2 separate regions of the Mus musculus genome follow, and region 1 is linked to region 2. Evidence: chromatin loops called from intact Hi-C (ENCODE). Cell type or tissue: left cerebral cortex. All regions are shown on one strand. Links, peaks and the distances in the headings refer to the core of each region. The heading gives the core; the rest is flanking DNA.

Evidence for each region. Hi-C counts contacts between places; a loop is a spot of excess contacts. Peaks named below come from ENCODE experiments on the same cell type or tissue, not always from the same donor. Only the 100,000 strongest peaks of a DNase experiment are listed, where the experiment ranks them.
Region 1: a loop joins it to region 2, with 2.8 times the contacts of the local background. A loop is called at or near these places in 2 of 42 quality-filtered maps.

What each region holds. Positions count from the first base shown.
Region 1 is chr1:177,305,561-177,308,368 of GRCm38, reverse strand. All of the region lies in intron 4 of Gm36904 (a long non-coding RNA gene), which reads right to left. Among named protein-coding and RNA genes, the nearest start is that of Gm36904, 49 kb to the right of the region's middle. In left cerebral cortex, for the core only: no CTCF peak of the experiment used is centred there; DNase peaks (open chromatin) are centred at 602 and 1,231; H3K4me3 peaks cover 836 bases; H3K27ac peaks cover 1,313 bases.
Region 2 is chr1:176,925,922-176,928,729 of GRCm38, reverse strand. All of the region lies in intron 13 of Sdccag8 (serologically defined colon cancer antigen 8), which reads right to left. All of the region lies in intron 3 of Gm15423 (a long non-coding RNA gene), which reads left to right. Among named protein-coding and RNA genes, the nearest start is that of Gm15423, 14 kb to the left of the region's middle. In left cerebral cortex, for the core only: a CTCF peak has its summit at 1,128; a DNase peak (open chromatin) is centred at 1,239; H3K27ac peaks cover 2,319 bases.

The DNA.
Region 1 (2,808 bases), core at 152-2,651, 380 kb before region 2:
CCTGCCAGCAATGTCTAAATTCACGATGGGGATTTTTTTTTTTAGTACTGCAGTGAATATATCCTCCTACTGATGCATCATTGGTCCTGGAACATGGCTGAAGCCAGGGCAAGCATCTGGAAGCAGGTACCTGGCAGCATAGGTAAGAAACAGCCAGTAGAGTAAGGATCAAAGTCAGAATTGGCAGGCGGGAGCCTGGAAGAGGAAAAGAGGAGAGTGGAAATCTGAAATAAAGGGGCATCACAAACAAACAAACAAACAAACAAACAAATAAGAAACCCCAGGAAGCTTGAATGGGGCCAGTCAGAAAGGACATGATGCTGTGGCGAGTCAGGTCCTTCAGCTCCTGGGGAGAAAGGTATCATTCGCTGTCTCTTTCTCTTAATGCCAACTGCAGCAATGCTGTTTCTTTCCAAGTCTTTCTACAGAGCTCCACGGGGGTTGACACGGGGCTGGACTGACATCTGCCGCTACTTCTTGCTGCATTCTGTGCTATTTGGAGATATTCTATTGATATCATCTTCTTTGACCTTGCTTCGCTTCCCCCCTCCCATCTCTCCTTCCGCTGTCCTATTTGTAGCAACGGCTCTCGTCCACTAACAAGGGCTCTTTTATCTACTGGTCTTTCTCTTGCTTTTGTTTCTCTTGTCTATTTGGAGTTAGCTTCTTGATAGAAAGCCAGCACGGATTCACTCTTGTCCTTGAGAAACTGTTGAACGCAGCCGACTTGCTAGAACCAGCATGTGAAAGTATAAATGAATCTTATATTTCGTAGCAGTGTGCCTAGCAGCTTTAAGTTTGAGCTGAGGCAATAACCATTTTCCTCGGCAGAAATTGTCATTGTGCCTTTACAATGACAATCCCAGGCCACCAAGTTGCAAAGACCACATGCATTTAGAATAAATAAATAAAAAGAATCAGCTCCTGTCATATGGATCCTGGCTTCGGCTGTTTGGATGATTCCATAGCAGCTGAAGATGTTTGCTGCTCACAGAATACTAATGGCTCTGACTATTCTGAACTGAGCTTTCTTGTGAAAGGGGAAAAAAGATATAAAAGGGAAGCTTATTTTGAGTTGGTCACTTAAAATCATAAGCTGAGTTGAGAAAATTTCTGTGTCACCAATATATGAATATAGACATATATGCATACATACAGATATATAGACAGAGTTTTTTCTGCGATGGTTTTGGGTTTACACCAAGTCGGAAGTATCACGACTTTTTAGTTATTTAAGTTTTGTGTGCTAACTTTGTCACAGCAGTCTGTCAACAACGGTTACTGACGTGCATATACACAGAACAGGCGGAGGCCGATGTGCTTATACACACAGAAAAGTCGGAGGCTGCTCTTGTTTGTCTGATTCAATTTAGATAGAACAAATTCACCTAAAAGTCCATTTATTAGAAATTCACCATTGGCCACATATCAGGTATGCTTTGGTGTACTCTCCATCTCTCCATCTCTTTGGTGCCTAACGTGCCATGTTAGGAAACTTGGAGATGAGGAGAATTAACCTTCATACCTAGACAAAGAATTTCCTGAGTGGCTCTGGTACTTACAAGTTGATGGAATATAAACAAATCATTCTCCCTCTCCCTCTCCCTCCCCCTCCCCCTCCCCCTCCCCCTCTCCCTCTCCCTCTCCCTCTCCCTCCCCCTCTCCCTCTCCCTCTCTCTCCCCCTCTCCCTCTCCCTCTCCCTCCCCCTCTCCCTCTCCCTCTCTCTCCTTTTTCAGCTCTAGTTTACTTTGCATAAAGGGGGAAAAAACCCAACCTGACCTGACTATATTACAAATAATCATTAGGATTAAGTGAGGCCACGATTGAGACCAGCCTTGTAAGCCACAAAGACTCTACAGTGCAAGGGACTGGGAATCTTGACGGTAGTTTAACACTATGGCTCTGAAACAGTGACTACAATTCAGAAGCTGGCCACTTGAAATTATTGTCACCCTATCCTCCCAAGTACAAGTTAATACGATTATAATAAATTCAAAATGTGCTTCAGTCACCTCCTAGGGGGATTTCATTCCATCAGACGAATTATTTAGGAATGAAAAACATCATTTGTAGGGGCAGGGAGTAACTTGGTTCAACCCAGGTCTTTTCATTTTAACAATATTTTCTTGTGCTGCATATACTGTAAAGAGGATCATTTAAATAATCTAGGAGCTGGAAGAAAATAAAGCAGTACTTTATATTTTTTAATTAAAGGCCACCTTCCAGGCACCAGATTTGTAACAGCACCATTGGGAAGGGCTTGTTGAGAGATATACCCTCAATAAAGAGTTAGCCATCGAAGTTCGGAGACATGAGGGAACACTTGGAGCATACTCTCCATAGGAAGGGAGTGTTCCCTGCTTCAAATGAAGGCGGAATGAGTCCACAGTAGACTGGAGGAAATATTTCAAGAGCAAGGTCAGTTATCTCCAGTTAAGAATTGCTAACCTTTCCCCCAAAGTTAAACAAACAAACAAACAAAAACCAAAACCACAAGAACACAGCATGAACTGTCACTACAATTTGATACACCTTTTCAAACAAAGAGTGATTTTAGCACCCACAAGATGTGGCTGGCTGGAGGGGGTTCTGCTGCTCACTGGTAGAGTGCTCACTTAATGAGTGTGAGGTTTTAGATTCAATCCCCAGCTTCACGATAAGTAAACAGGTAAATAGTGCGATACCCATAATCCCTCATACCATGCAGCCTGAAAACACAATCATTTCACTTATTGGAAAACTGAAATTATTGTCCTGAGAGTTGTCATTTTCTTGCAAAATGGAAACCCTTCCCCCAGCCCTCTGGA
Region 2 (2,808 bases), core at 49-2,548:
AACATGATTTTACATATCCATGCATCCTCATCAAGACTCAGATATGATTTCTAGAAAATGAAGGGCAGTTGACAGAACAAGGATGTGTCTAAATCAAGGAGAGCCAGCCTGCTGAAGCAAACTGAGTCAGCTTCCAGAAGGCAGGCAAGGGCAACCTGCTTACCCACTAGGGACATGGTACTTTGTTTTTAGATGTCATGTCCAAGTAGAAGTGCAGTCATATAAAATTCCCCTTCTACCTCTGGGTCCATTCTTTGGGTAAATCTTTTAGTCAGAAACAGGCTCCGGTAAAGACAACAATGTTTTCAAGGCTGACTTTTTAAGAGTACCTTTTCTGCAGAAGGAATCCCCCCTCGACCTCAAAACCCAAGCAACCCATTTTTCTTTCCTGGTAAACTCCAGGACATGAGAAAGAGACTCAGTTCTCTCCGAGGTGATGGAAGCATGCTGGAGGCCACACGGAGCCACTGTGGAACAGACTTCACTTAGCTAGCCGTCTGCCTTACAGGCTGCTTCCCGAATGTTGCTTTAACCTATTAGTACTTGCTCCGGCCTGAAACTGACTGCATTCCACCCCCAACCCCAATTGCGGGCTTATATGGTGTAACTGTGAGCAGTGTGTTCCCCATGAGGCTGACTTCAGTCTGTGTCAGGTCACAGAGGAGAATGAAGCATTTCCCAGTCTCTTAAACCATCTTAAGAGTCTTAATAAACTTCATGTCTTGGATTTATCAATCAATGACTCACTGTGTAATAAGCACGTGGTTATTAAATAAAAAAGGAGTGCTATCTAACAACTGACCTACTAAACAAAGCCATGGAGGAGGGAGGAGGTGGGTGAGAAGAAATTAAACACCATTAAGCCAATGACTTGTTCCCTTCCCTCCATGGATCTTACAGTAGTATGGGAGGACAGAACTTTCTTTTAGAAACGCTGACTTGGGAACATTATTTTACCACATGCTGCTACCTTTCCCCTTCTATTTTCATTGAACTTGATGCTCCTTGTTGTTGAGTCAGGCAAGTGGTGTGGGCAATACGCTCTTGGTTTCCTCTGGGCTTCTTCAGAAGATGAGTTGGCTGCCTCAGCCGCCATGCTCCAGGCTGTGGGCCTGTGTGGCAGGGGAGAGGAGAGCACCCCCAGCGTCGATGTTCATTGCACACACATTTGGGCGGTGCAGAACTGAGAGCAGCGAGCCAGGGAACATTGAGCAGAACCTGCAGACACACATTTGCTGGCAGCCTCTCGCTCAAGTCTCTCTGCCCAGGGCCACTCTGAGACCAGGGTGTCTCGCCTGTCAGACAGGTGGAGAGACCACGCATAGGCAGTGTGGGGTCCACCAGAGCAAAATGGAATGCCTCTGTTTTCCTGGCTCCTTGACAGCCTACTTTCCCTGATACTGGGTGGGGGAGGAAAAGAGGATGCAATTTATAACAGCACCAAGGCCATCTATTTTGAGCCTTGAAGATGTTGGTTGCACATATATTCATTTAAAATTATTTTTGACACGTTCTCTGCTTAATTTATTCATGAAAGGAGTACAAGAGGGGGAAATGAGCTTAACTTTTAAATGGAAACTTTAGGCTAAAAATTCTTGAATAAAACGCAAGAGGAAAAAAACTGAAGTTAACCATGCAACATAAAGAAATACATTGATGCTAAGTGTCTTCTTCAAATGAGCCCAGTGGGGCTCAGGGCTGGGACCTAAACAAACTGATAAATGCTATTCTTTTTCCTTTTTTCCCCTTAATAGAAAAGAGCAGAGGTAAATTTATGTTAAACACCTGATGCCACGCTTGGTGTGGGGGGACTGGAAATAAAGAGAGAGCTTGGTTCTGGCCACCAAGCTTAGATTTTACAACCCTAAAAAACCCTTAAATACCTAGCTCTAAACTATGGGTTTTTAAATTTTTTTTATACATGTGTGTGTGTGTGTGTGTGTGTGTGTGTGTGTGTGACTGTGGCATCTACTGGCCAACTTCAAACCCTCCATTTCTTTCCCTTCCTCATTGTAATTCCAAGCTTCCCCTTCTAAGACTCATCTTCTTCATCTATTAAGGGATGTTCTCAATCTAGCTCTATGTTAGCACTGAGACAGAGAGCATCTCAAACTTCTTGTACTCAACCAGATTTCTTTGAGCTCCTGCTCATTTGTAAATCACTAGTTTTGTAAAAATGCAATACACTAAATATATATGCTCATTAATTGAACTGCTTATCAATTGTTTAAAAATGATACCCACTCCAGTTTTAAAAGCTTACTCATTACCTGTTGTGGCCATTTAAATGTACATAGGTGCTATGGGTATGTGTAGCTCAGTGGTCACTGTGTTCATAGCATGCATAAGGCCAGGCTGGAATTCAATCCCTAATGCAAAATAAGAAAAGAAGGGCGGAGGAAGTAGAAATGAAATGTGTCTATACATAGCTATATTGGTTTCTATACTGACACAGTGTTTATGTTTCTCACGTCATAGACTAGCAGCAAGCAGACACTGCTATACGGAACCAGACAGTGTGCGGCACATGCTCACTGCACTCTTGACTTCTTGCTACTTGCAGTCAGAGCTCATTTTCTAAAGTAAACAACCAAGCAACCTCAAGGAAGTGGCCACGCCTCTTTCCATTTATATTGGCAATGGGCAATATCAGGCTCAGATGAACATGAACAGAGAACCTCTCTTTGCTCCCTCTTCCCACTCCAAACTACTCAGGCAAAGAAAAAAATTTGTGATCATATTTTAAAACTGACAGGGACAACGGAGCAGACACCCACTTGCTCTTTTTTTACCCAGGGTCCTTCACAC